Regions from separate parts of the Homo sapiens genome. Here all the other regions are linked to region 2. A link is a contact called in ENCODE Hi-C or POLR2A ChIA-PET data. All regions are on one chromosome and are shown on one strand. The core of a region is the stretch at or near the end of the contact, and the rest is flanking DNA. Distances in the headings are between cores, read along the strand shown. Region 1 holds the start of AP1S3 (adaptor related protein complex 1 subunit sigma 3). Region 2 overlaps ACSL3 (acyl-CoA synthetase long chain family member 3). Region 3 overlaps WDFY1 (WD repeat and FYVE domain containing 1).

What was found. A loop is a pair of places that touch in the nucleus more often than their neighbours do. ChIA-PET counts read pairs that join two places held with the same protein, here RNA polymerase II (POLR2A). Pooled maps may share reads with other maps.
Region 1: a loop to region 2 is called in a pooled map, with 2.3 times the contacts of the local background. The contact joins the promoter of AP1S3 here to the enhancer-like site in region 2. A Hi-C loop is called at or near these places in 1 of 50 pooled maps. POLR2A ChIA-PET finds 5 or more read pairs at or near these places in 3 of 52 experiments (AG04450, PC-9 and activated CD8-positive, alpha-beta memory T cell).
Region 3: a loop to region 2 is called in a map with no recorded cell type, with 4 times the contacts of the local background. The contact joins two enhancer-like sites. A Hi-C loop is called at or near these places in 2 of 37 single-sample maps with no recorded cell type and 1 of 50 pooled maps. POLR2A ChIA-PET finds 5 or more read pairs at or near these places in 1 of 52 experiments (T-cell).

The regions. Positions count from the first base shown.
Region 1 is chr2:223,836,080-223,840,619 of GRCh38, reverse strand. AP1S3 (adaptor related protein complex 1 subunit sigma 3) reads left to right here and starts at 3,038. Exons shown (of 5, transcript NM_001039569.2): 1 at 3,038-3,172. The coding sequence starts at 3,170. RefSeq lists enhancers at 2,492-2,671, 3,542-3,631 and silencers at 2,842-2,971, 3,002-3,431.
Region 2 is chr2:222,942,312-222,946,514 of GRCh38, reverse strand. It overlaps ACSL3 (acyl-CoA synthetase long chain family member 3), which reads right to left. Exons shown (of 17, transcript NM_004457.5): 17 at 1,876-4,203. It also overlaps the pseudogene LOC100419511. Among named protein-coding and RNA genes, the nearest start is that of ACSL3-AS1, 25 kb to the right of the region's middle. RefSeq lists a silencer at 2,344-2,493. Within about 2 kb of position 2,639, at least 2 of the 41 ENCODE cell types and tissues checked have a DNase peak (open chromatin) inside an H3K27ac peak, as active enhancers do; they include PC-9, where a contact is called at or near this core.
Region 3 is chr2:223,894,378-223,898,607 of GRCh38, reverse strand. WDFY1 (WD repeat and FYVE domain containing 1) reads left to right here. Exons shown (of 12, transcript NM_020830.5): 7 at 2,978-3,104. Among named protein-coding and RNA genes, the nearest start is that of WDFY1, 49 kb to the left of the region's middle. RefSeq lists enhancers at 1,470-1,669, 1,790-1,849, 2,591-2,650, 2,661-2,810, 2,821-2,880. Within about 2 kb of position 1,672, at least 5 of the 41 ENCODE cell types and tissues checked have a DNase peak (open chromatin) inside an H3K27ac peak, as active enhancers do.

The sequences.
Region 1 (4,540 bases), core at 1,789-4,288, 890 kb before region 2:
AACCATAAGCCACACAGTAAGGGAAACTTCTCCTGCTTTATTTTTTTTAATTTTTATTTTTTGAGATGTAGTTTAGCTCTTGTTGCCCAGGCTGGAGTGCAATGGCACAATCTCGGCTCACTGCAACCTCCATCTCCCAGGTTCAAGCCATTCTCTTAGCCTCCCAAGTAGCTGGGCTTACAGGCATGTGCCACCATGCCTGGCTAATTTTTTGTATTTAGTAGAGACAGGGTTTCACCATGTTAGTCAGGCTGGTCTCAAACTCCTGACCTCAGGTGATCCACCTGCCTCAGCCTCCCAAAGTGCTGGGATTACAGGCATGAGCCATCGCTCCTGGCCTTTCCTGCTTTAATATTTGACTTAACTGTCATGGCAAGAGCACTGAGATGATTTCTTTAGCTTTTTTTTTTTTTTTTCCTTTTTTCTTCTGCGAGAATCTCGTAGTGTCGTCCAGGCTGGAGTACAGTGGGGATCTCGGCTCACTGCAAACTCCGCCTCCAGGGTTCAAACAATTCTCCTGCCTCAGCCTCCTGAGTAGCTGGGATTATAGGCACCCGCCACCACACCCAGCTAATTTTTGTATTAGGGGTTTCACCATTTTGGCCAGGTTGGTCTTGAACGCCTGACATCAGGTGATCCCCCCGCCTCAGTCTCCCAAAGTCCTGGGGTTACAGGCATGAGCCACGGCGCCTGGCCTGAGATTTCTTTAGCTTTGTAATTCACCTTTAGTAATTCCATTTCTTTCCCACTAGCAAAGAAACCCTTACAGCACAAGGCTCTGGATGGTGGCACAGAGCTGGGCCCTGCCCTGAAGTTACCTAGAAAGGAGGAGAAGCACAAAGATTAGATTCTATCTAGTTAGATAAAGCATGATGTACTGAGAAAGGGAAGGAACAGACCCTGGGGGAAGAACATAGGAGTTAAAAAGTAGCTGTCCTAGATTCACTTTTCTTTCAGGAAGCAAAATCATCCCATCGCCTGGGGTTTAACTGTTGTCAAATAGTCCTCTTCCAATGCCCCCGGCAGAATGCCACAAGTCCAGGTTTGAGAGCTTTGAGGCTGGAGGCTGTGGCTCTCCTGGGGGCTTGCAGTGATGCCCTAATGTAGAGAACACTCATTGCCTCTGGCCCCTGCCCACCTCTAGGCCTCCTGGCACTTAACTCACATAGAGGCCTTTTTTGAAGTGTTTCCAGAAGGACTTTTTTTTCTTCTTCTTCAGAGCGCTGGCTTCTCACATCCAAGTCTTCTGTCACCTCCCCAGGGGGCACTTACCTGACCACTCAGCTAAATCAATGTAGCTTCCCTGTGCCCATCCGAGGAACTCAAATATCTCCTTCTTAGCACTCATCTTAATTTCTTATATTTTATTTACTTGTTTATTATGTGTTGTCCCACAAGAGACGTAAGCTCCAGGAGACAGACCACCTGTTTGTTCCCAGCTGGGTCCCCCAGGCTCCTGTTGTAGGGCCTGGCCTAGAGTGATGAATATTTGCAGTGTGAATGCAGGGGTGGATGGAGTTTCCCATATTTTCAGTCACCTGGGTGGGCCTACATCCCTAGGAAGGTACACAACACATCCTGGGAAGGACTTTCACTGATTTGGGGTTCCAGGGACCACCCAGGAAATGACATTTTTTTTTTCAGACTGAGTCTCACTCTGTTACCTAGGCTGGATGATCTCAGCTCACTGCAACCTTTGTCTCCCGGGTTCAAGCGATTCTCTCCTGCCTCAGCCTCCCTAGTAGCTGGGACTACAGGCGTGTGCCACCACGCCCAGCTAAATTTTGTATTTTTAGTAGAGACGGCGTTTCACCATGTTGGCCAGGCTTGTCTCGAACTTCTGGTCTCAAGCGATCCGCCCACCTGGGCCTCCCAAAGTGTTGGGATTACAGGCATGAACCATCACGCCTGGCCCAGGAAATGATTCTTAACTTTTGCAGGGTCTAGGATCTCTTTAGCTATTTGATAAAACCAGTGGACTCCCTTTCTCAAAAACATGAATATGCATTAAAAACTCTGCTTACATCTAGTCTATCTGGTAAATATAATTAAAAGAAAAAAGAAAAAACTCTGTTTACAGCTTGGGGGTTTAGAGACTCTCAACGCCCTAGATTTAAGAAAAGTCAAGGGGAGGAGAGATTGGAGAACGAACTTTCTACACCACAACTTCTTAGGAGAGACTTCTTAAAAGGGGGTCGTGCTGCCGGGCGCAGTGGCTCATGCCTGTAATCCCAGCACTTTGGGAGGCCGAGGCGGGTGGATCACCCTGAACGCAGGAGGCGGAGGTTGCAGGGAGCCGAGATCGCCCCACTGCACTCCAGACGGGGCGACAGAGCGACACTCCGTCTCTAAATAAATAAATAAATAAATAAATAAATAAATAAATAAATAAATAAATGGGGGCCTGCTTAAAATGATCTTTGCCCTTAGACTGCAGAGCTTACTTTTTAAAAAGTGAAATGGGGGCAGAAGGGGATAAGAAAACGCTTCTAGTTCTTTCTCTTCCAACTGCTCCCTCCCTAGGAGGCTTAGGATAAGGCAGCCCCCGGCACTTTCTGCGAGTGTATCGGAAGTATCTTTGCCAGGTTTGATAAACGTTTGCGGAAGGAATACAGGACACACTCGCGCGGCAGAATCGCGAAAAGTCCCCGGTGTTCTCCGCGCAGGGAGTTCCCCGCGCAGGGAGTTCCTAGCGGGCCACGCGCTCTCGCCTGACCACCCGCGCCGAGCTGCGGGCTGTCGGGGTACAGACGCCCGCGCGCGCAGGTGCATTCGCTCCAGGTGCGGCCGGCTCGGGGCGGGAACAGCTGCAGCCGAGGCGGGGGCGGGGAGGGGGTACAGAGGAGAGGCAGAAAGGAGGGAAGAGGAGGAGGAGGAGGAGAAGGGAGGAGAAAGGGGAAAGGAAGAAAGAAGGAGAGCAGGAGGGCGAGGAGCGGGGGGAGCGGGGAGGAGGGCGCGGGGAGGAGGCAGCGGGGAGGAGCGTGCAGGGAGGAGGCAGCCGCGCTGGGAGGAGTCTGCACACTTTCAGTGCCAGGGCATTGTGGGAAGCAGCCATGGTCTAAGCCGGGCGCCTCACCTGTCAGCCGCACCGGCTCCAGCGCTCGCCTCTCGCCCTCGCTTCTCCAGCGCTCCTTGCTCGCAAGGCGGGGGAGGCGGCGGCCCAGCCACGATGGTGAGTGCGGGGGAACCGCCGGCCCGGGTAGGCGGTGGGGGCGCTCGCGCTCCGGGGAGGCACCTGGGGCGTCCGGGCCGGGCGCGCGGCCGGGTGGGGGTGCGGGCCGAGTCCCGCCTGGCCACCCGAACCGTGCGTCCCTGTGGCCCCGCTGCCCCAGACGGTGCGGACGCGCCAGGATCGCTTGCCCGGGATTCCTGCGGCAACGCGGCGCCGCGGCGCCGCGGCTCCATTCATTCATTCGATCCGCCTTAGCCGAGTGCTTAGTCTGTGCCGGGCTCGGTGCTGGGCGCTGGGGATGTCGCGGGGGACCAGGAGGAGCCCCTGTTCTCCAGGAAGCTTACCTTCCAGGAGGGGGATGCGGAGGGAGGGACACGTCCAATATACAAGTAAAATGAAGAGAACTTCTAAAGTAAGAAGCGCTGTAAAGTCTCAAATACAACCGGGTGGAGTGGCAACTTTTGATTTGGCAAAGCCTCTTCAAGGACATGACATTCTAGCTGCTGGAGGTCCTGGAGGGGCGCTACAGGTGGATTAGAGAGAGCAAAGCGGAGGGGAGAAGGCCTTGTTTGTGGCAGGAGAGGTGGGCTTCTGCCAGGTGAGGCGGGTTTTTATAGGCCAAAATAAGGAGTTTGGTTTTGGTTCCAACTGAGTAGGGGAAACCTCGGGGACGTTTTAGCAAGAAAACTGACCTTACCCGTTGTGCACTTTTGTTTTTTTGAGACTGATCTCGCTCTGTCGCCCAGGCTGAAGTGCAGTGGTGTGGTCTCGGCTCTGCCTCCCGGGTTCAAGCGATTCTCCTGCCTCAGCCTCCCGAGTAACGGGGATTACAGGCGTGTGCCACCACACCCAGCTAATTTTTGTATTTTTAGTAGAGACGGGGTTTCACCATGTTGGCCAGGCTGGTCTCGAACTCCTGACCTCAGGTGATCCGCCTGCCTCGGCCTCCCAAAGTGTAGGGATTACAGGGGTGAGCCACTGCACCCGGCATGGTGTGCAGTTTGGCTGTGGTTGGAGAATGGACTGGGGTGTGTAAGGGCAGGGGATAGGGGGTCAGGTTGGAAGCTGAGGCCGGCCGCAGCCCTGCTGATGAGAGATCTGGTGACCTGCACTTGGGTGGAAGCGATAGCTCAGGCTCCTCTTGCTCTTGCCTGCTGTTTAGGGGCAGCCTTTTAAGAGTGTGGTGGTCTGAACGTCACTAGTCCCACTTCCCCAAGTGTGTTACCACTTCCCAAATCCGCAGAAGGGAAGTGACCTGCACCCTGTGGGCCCACCGGAGGCAGGAGTGGGTGGGCCACGTGGGCTAAGAAAGTTGATCAACAAAGAGAGCCGGGGAGTGCTGAGCACCTGGCCAGCAAGACCGCAGTT
Region 2 (4,203 bases), core at 1,390-3,889:
ATGTTTCATGATAAAATACAAACCCTTTACAAAGAAATACTGATAGATATAAGCCACATAAACAAACATTCTGGAGTTCTCAATAATTTATTTCAGAACATAAAGAGGTCCTGAAACCAGAAAGTTTGAGAACTACTGCCTTAATCAACATGAGAAAAATCATACAGGTGAGAAATCCTGTGAACATAAAGTATCTAAAATCTCTAAAGACTGCTCCTCCTTTGTTCAACATGTGAGAGTTCATGTAAGTTAAAAAACCAAAAACCTACGAATATAAAGAAGGAGGGGAAATCTTAAGCAAAAAGCGTCGTTTAGTAACCAGTAAAGAATTAATACTGGAGAAACTCCACAAATGTGGTCAATGTGGAGAATTTTTCCCTTGTAGCTCGCCTGGATTAAACACGAAAGAACTCACACTGGGAAGAAACCTACAAAGGCAGACGGTGTGGGAAAACCTGTAGCTATAGCTCTTCGCTCTCTCAACATGAGAGGGTACATTCCAGAGAGAAAAACTGTAAGTGCACTAACATGGAAAAACTTTCAGCATCAAAACATTCATATGGGAGACAAACCTTGTTTCTATAAAAGTAATCCACGCAGAAAAGTCACTTTTTTATAGAACAAAAAACCCACACAGAACAACCTTTCTTCAGAAACAAATGAGAATGAATCTAAGAAAAAAATCACCAAATGCAGGAAGTTGCTTTTGAATGAATCCCACCAAAGGGAACACAATTCAAAATCACTAAATAAAGACACTAATGGGGAAGGGTTTGCTGAAAAGCATTTTGGAAAATCCAAACCAGAAATAGGCATGTAACATTAGAGGATACGTATGCACTGTTATAATAATTTCGTTAACACTTCAAATTCACTCAAAACCAGTTACTGAACACCTCCTCTGGGGGCCATGCATGCACCATGTTAAGGCATCTGGTTTACAGAGGCGATTCTGAAATGGACAGGCCCTTGCAGACTATATGCTTGCATGTGGACCAACTAATTAGGAGGAAATCAGAGGCAGATTTTATCAGATTGAAGATAATGTTATTACATAAATCAGACTATAGATCTGCATATAACCGGTTTCACGTTATGCCATAAAAACCATTCCATGACACTATAGACCAGCCTCATCCTAAAATCATTTGCATATTTGGTGTGGTAGAAATATTGTTACCAATGTTTAAAAGAATAACCTGAGCAAAGTTAATGAGGAGAAATTAGGCACAACTGTCTAAGTTAATGCAAAACACACAAAGATGCCAAATGTTTATGTAAAGAAAGCTTTAACTGGTTTTGTTACAGGATTACACACAGAGACAAAAGTATGCTATGATAAAGTTACATATACCCACAAATATTGACTGGCAGTCAAAGATGGGGTGGGTGAGGGAGGTTAGTTTCTGAAACACAGCATGATACAACTCTTCCTCCCACAATTATTGGATTAAATGTTGGCACAAAGTTTAGATATTTCTGCCACATTGTAGATTCTACCCCATTAATTTTGATGCCAAATTTCAATTTACCACCTCTATTCAAGATTTTATGCTGTATGAATATTTTGGAATTTAAAATGCTGACAGTATATCTTCTGGGCAGTCAGAACCAAAAAGGAGGAATGGAAAGGAGGAATTCGGGAAGGGTTAGGGGAAAGTTAGAATATAAAAAGGCTAGGAAATAGATTATTAACAGAATTTCTAGAATAAAAAGTTTTCCTTTGGTTAGGTTGTTAGGTCAGGATGGAAAATTCCCCAAACTCCTTCTTCAAGTATTTCAGGAATGTCAATGAAAGTTTCACTTTTACAGGAACAGCTTTTCTTAAAAACCAAAACCAAAAAAAAAAAAAAAAAAAGCCAATATATTAAGAGCTTTAATATCAGAAACTTCAACTTTTATAGATCTTTATTCTTCAAACTTTATGTCAAATTACAAATAAATAGTCCATACCATGTAGCTCTTTATGATACACGTCTTCAGGCAGAAAACAGCAACAACCAAGAACACATCGGAAATGAACTCACAGTAAATAACCAATTTTAAGTAGAGAAAGGATATATGACATTTCAGTGTGGTCCAATATGTACACTGTTTAAAAGCGGATCCCCCTGTAAAACATCACAGATGTACATAATTCTTATGGGAAAAAAAGAGCCCACACATCAGAGATTTTTAAAAGTTTTTTCAAAGTTGTATCACAGGGACTGGTTGTTTAAAAATGGCAAAATCTTGAGTATTTTAGCAGCAAACAAGTAAGTTATTCCAGGTTAATCTATTTTTAAACGTTGCTGAAAAAGTTGCAAGCTTTAGAGAACATTATAAATATCAAATCCACTACTGAAAAGCAAAGTAGTATTTAGAAAGTAGATACTACTTTCAGGTTTGTTCTGTGTCAGCAAAAACTTTTTCATGAAGTTTCTGCTAAGAAGGATGTCAGTGGAGGAGCAGTGGGGAAATAAATGGAGGTGGCCACCAGTCTTGGCTCTAAGTTGCTAAACTTACTGGAACATGTAATGCTTACGAATTCTTCATAGAGCTTAGTTTATTCCCAGTAAACAATAGTTCTTAAGAACCATTCTTTTAGATCTGTATCTTATTGTCAGATATTTGTATTAGATTTAGCAATTTGAAATTCCTTAAAATTTTGCTCCCCAAATATCTCCTGGTTAAACCAGTATTTCTTATATGAGTCATAATTGAGTGGTTTTTTCATTGAACAGTTTTTTCCTCTTGAAAGGGTAATTTTAGAGGATATTATTTTTTAAGTCACTAAAGATAGTTTTGCTTACAGACAAATTTGTTTAAAAGGGGACTCTACTTAATTTCACTTTCTACTGTGGCATTTGACACCTGGCATCTGACATTTTAGGACTGAAAGGAATTATAAACTTCATATGAGAAAACAAACGAAACTAAATAGAGTTTAAGCCTGCCTCATTAGATGGTTCCATCAGTGATCAGCTACATAATTCATCTGACACTATTTCAAGTCACAATTATCAGTATCTCTCCTTTGAAGCATTCACACTTTTTTCCTAGATACAATCTCCTTTTTTTAATCATCTGAAAGCAAACAATTATTCTAAAGACAAGGCATCAGAAACAAATTCTCTCCGCCCACTGAGATTTAATTTTTAGATCACAGCATCCTCATATAGAAGTTCCATTCAATATTTTTACTTCTTCTTGGCAGTTATCCCAAACATTAATATTTAATTATGAAAAGAGAAAAGCATTCAAAACATAATACAAATATACAATACAAGAAAAGTTGAAAACAAAAAACACTGTATTGCAATGTCTCCACATACGATGTTTGTGATGCAACCAAACACACACTACACAGTCCTGGCTGCTCCTAACACTCCCCTTACTTTACACAGACCTAGGTTCATCTTTTTTTTTGTTTTTGTTTTTTTTTTTTTTGATTTTTGCCTTTTGATGCCTACAGTAACTGAGAATCAACAAAGTAACTAGTCTGACATGAAAAATGTGGTGCCTATGATTTAAGTCCTGATTTGAGCACATCTTAATTGGTGCACTATTGCTTTTGATAATCCAGATATAACAACAGACAAGCAGTAATAAATGAAGAGACTATGTATCACACAAGCAAGGTTTCTGAATTACAAATAACTTCAACAATGACATCAAAACCTATGAATTAAATCTTAACTCACGCGGTTATAAAGTTAAATTCTCATGTGTCTTAGTGAGAATGCTATCATCAAATACATTCTAAATTCTTTCATTTTTTAGTGTACAAAGGTTATGGGAGAAAGGATAAGGTGCTTTTTAAATAAGCTACCACTGACTCACACACATCCATACACGCATCAGTGCAAACTAGGAAAAACACTAATTTTAAAATGAAATAATGATTATCTAGACTAAAAGGAGACTTTGAGATAGAATAATTTTCCATGACTAATTTGTTTACAAATATAGATAACTCAATGTACATATAGTCAACGAAATATTCAAAGAATAACTTTATATACTCTTGTTCTTTAAATTCTATCCTCTCTTTCAGAATTCTTCCATTTAAGTTTGGGTATTTTCCTAGTTTCAACAGATGAACAGAAGACTTCATTGAACATTTTGACAGTAAGCTACTAGAGACCAATTATCAACTGGTGCTACACATGCTGTGTTATCTCCCTTACTATTAAACTATAACCCTCTCTTGCTATTTTGTTT
Region 3 (4,230 bases), core at 423-2,922, 950 kb before region 2:
ACAGCAAAACTGCCTCTCTACTAAGAATACAAAAATTAGCCAGGCATGGTGGCGCATACCTGTAATTCCACCCCTAGCTACTCGGAAGGCTGAGGCAGGAGAATCACTTGAACCTGGGGGGCAGAGGTTGCAGTGAGCCGAGATTACAGCACTACACTCCTGCCTGGGTGACAGAGTGAGACTCTGTCTCAAAAAAATAGAAATAAAAATAAAATAAGTTATTGTGCTGGGAAGACCTTTAAAATTACTTCTAACTGGTAAAAACCTTTTGGAAGAATTGTTGTTATTACTTTAAAAAAATTTGTCAGTTTCTAAGCCCCTGAGCAAGACCTGATAAATACAATTAGAAGAAATGTGTGGGCTGGTTCAGCCTCTGCTTGGGAAACATACCCTGTGTAGGGACTGAGGGAAAAGAATTACTGGGTGGAATTTCATTTCTGTAGTGCAGTGGGTTGGTGAAGCTCTGTGGAGGGGTTTTTAAAGTCCATTGATTGTATTGAGTGACTCGCCACATACACATGTGTAATAAAGAGGTTTCATTAGATGCTGTATTGGGCCATTCTTGCATTGCAGTAAAGAAATATCTAAGACTGGGTAATTTATAAAGAAAAGAGGTTTAATTGGTTCGTGGATCTACAGGCTGTACAGGAAGCATGGTGCCGGCATGCTTCTGGTGAGGGCCTTAGGAAGCTTACAGTCATAGCAGAAGGTGAGGTGTGAACAGGCACATCACATGACAAAAGCAGGAGTGGGGGTGTGGGGGTGCCACACACTTTTAAACAACCATATCTCAAGGGAGCTCATTTACTGACTCAAGGAGAGCACCAAGGGGATGGCACTAAACCATTCGTGAGAAATCCACCCCCATGAGCCAACTACCAAGCCCCACCTGCAACATTGGGGATTACAGTTTAACATGAAATTTAGAGGCTGGGCCCGTTGGCTTACACCTGTAATCCCAGCACTTTGGGAGGCTGAGTTGGGCAGATCACTTGAGGTCAGGAGTTTGAGACCAGCCTGGCAACATGGCGAAACCCCATCTCTACTAAAAATACAAAAAACATTAGCTGGACGTTGGCAGGTGCCTGTAGTCCCAGCTACTCAGGGAGGCTGAGGCAGGAGAATCTCTTGAACCCGGGAGGCAGAGGTTGCAGTGAGCCAAGATCATGCCATTGCACTCCAACCTGGGTGACAGAGAGAGACTCCGTCTTAAAAAATATATATATATATATATATATATATATATATATATATATGCGAAATTTAGAGGGGACACATGTCTAAACTATGTCAGATGCTAAGCTGTAATGGATTGCAGTTTTCATACAGATCACAAGATCACATTCTGATATATGTCACAAAGTACAAGCTTTGAGGCCATCTGGTTTATGGAGAACTGGGGAGTTGCTGAAAGAATCAATGATGGACTTATTTATGACCATAGTAAGCGTTTCAGTTGTAACAAGTTATAATAAATGTACACTATGCTTTCTATGTAATCTATTTAGGTGAAATGGAGTATATCAAATCAAGGACCCTGTAGGGGAAAAGAAGAAAAGAGAACAGCAAGTTAAAATAGCTTTGGGCAGGAAAGCAGAGGCCCGTGAAGAAACCACTTTCTGTTTATGACTAATTCTCTCATGACCCCCAGGCTCGCCAGTTTTTTCAGGGTTGCTAAAGGCAGAATGGGTTCTAGTAACTACCAGAATGGGTACTGGTTTTCATGCTGAAAGACCGTATTTATCTGCTCTTAAGCCTCTAACTGAAATGGATGGCACATAGATTACACAGGGTCGAAAGTCATGTGAAAGTAACCCCTGAAGCCTTTGCAGAATATTTGTTTCTACTTTTGTTCTGTTTTTGGAAAGTGTATGTGATAAAGTAGTTTCTGTTTGCTTTTGAATATGGCATCATTAATTTTCTATATACCTACCAAAATTATTATTAGCTTGTGTGGCTGGTTCAGTTTTACTAAGTTGATTAATGTTTCTTCTAGACAAACAGCAGTCGATGAACAAGGAAAGGACCTACTGAAAGATATACCTGTAGAAAGAAAGATTTCCCCAAGGGTTTCAAATTTGATAAGTTAGCCAATATAAAGTATGAAATGTGAAGTTCAGATTTTTCACATAAATTACTTGGCATAATTATGTAGTGTACAACAGACTTTTTTCTGTGGTACTTAATGTAATTTGCTTAAACATAGACATCTTGGGGTAAAACACCTGCCATGTCCCAGAGACCCAGAATAATCTAGATTTTTTATCTTGTGTAGGTTGGACACAGTAAACTTTACTGGTTTTTGTCACTAAATATTAGTAGCAATTTTTTTCTTCATTCTGAACATTTTGTATGTAAGCTACTTTGTAATTTTTGTCACAGAAGAACGAAAAACTTCTTTAAAAATCTTTGTATTACAAGCAGTTTTTTTTTTTTTTTTTTTTTTTTTTTTGAGACAGAGTCTCACTCTGTCACCCAGGCTGGAGCGCAGTGGTGCTATCTTGGCTCACTGCAACTTCCACCTCCTGGGTTCAAGCAATTCTCCCACCTTAGCCTCCCGAGTAGCTGGGATTACAGGCGCCTGCCACCATGCCTGGCTAATTTGTTTTTTTGGAGAGATAGGGTTTCACCATGTTGGCCAGGCCTAGTCTTGAACTCCTGGCTTCAAGTGATTCGCCCTCCTTGGCCTCCCAAAGTGCTGGGATTACAAGTGTGAGTCACCATGCCCGGCCCAAAGTAGTTTGATGCATAATTGAAAATTGTAATCTTATGACTGTGGATAATGGTGCTGTGTCTTCTGTATGACTCATGATAGCATGGTTGAATGACCCGTTGTACACCATGAAGATACCTTTTTGCTTAAAGACTCAGCTGCTCCTAGTTTGGTCTTCAGCTGTCAAATGTATACGTCCTGATGTAGAGTTATATTTTACTTCTCCCCTGCCTCCCTCTCTCTCTCTCTCTCACAAATCCCTAGGTAGTGTCGCCTGCCTCTGGTGGGACCCTATTCAGCGGTTACTCTTCTCAGGAGCATCTGACAACAGCATCATCATGTGGGACATCGGAGGAAGGAAAGGCCGGACGCTGTTACTTCAGGGCCATCAGTGCGTGACCACTTGTGGGGGTGGGGAAAGAATCCGAGTTAGTGGGGAGCTAGTGAAAGGCATTAATAGTCTGATACCACTTTCTGCAAACCCCACGTTCTAAGATGGCAATTATCATTGATAGGGCTCAGTTCACTTTTAACTGCTTTCTGTCAGCCCCGAGTGTCTGATGTTTAGTAGCAAAAAACTAAACAAAACAAACAAACAAACAAAAAAACAAATGCAGGGCTTTCTTCCTCCTTAGTCCAAAGAGCACTTGCCACTTTTTCTCTCAAGGAGTCACCCTGTTGAAATATCTGATTAAGGCAGGCATAGGATAGAGATGCAGGTGAGGACTTTGACCATGGAAGGTTGCATGTAACATGATACTAAGCTGTTGTTGAGCTGGGAGCCTAACTTGTTTTTTGTTCTTTGTTTTTTTATTCTAAAAGATATTAAATTAAGAAATGTTGTCTAGTTTGACAGTGGAATTCACCTGAGTGATACCATTGTATATTTAGGATCTTGCCCTGTAGCCCTGAAAGAAAAAGAAATACATCTTCACCTTGCTTTCTTTTCTTTCCTTTTTGGCTAGGCTGCAGCTGTTACTATAATCACAGTCAAGCTGAAAATTAGCTGAGGAAACATATTATACACAAGTATAACAGGCCAAGAGCTTGTTTCCTTGGGCATCCTAAGGGGTAGTATGACAGGCATGCAGGAGGGACAGAGGTCTTTACCCCATCTGTGTGTGTCTGTGTGTGTTTGTGTGTGCACACTAGTGATCTTTGTGGTGTTTGACTCCTTGTTCATATGAATTGTGGTCAGTAGGGGAGTTATACCTCCTTCGTTCTTGTTTCTGAACAAGTAGGTAAATCTTATGCATCTGAAAGGGAAATCATGTTGATTGGTCCCAAAAACCATAGCCCTCATCAAATCTCTGGCCTACAATTCTTAATGACCGATTTGAAAGTAGTCATATATTTTATAGAAAGTATCATTCTGTATTATGAGTTATAAAATGCCAAGTAAAGTTTATACTAGAATTCATTTTACCATGCTAAATAGTCAGTGGTAAAATACCACTTGCTGATTTTAATGAGGAGAGCAATTTGAGCCTAAATGAAGACAGTTCCTGTGTTTTTCC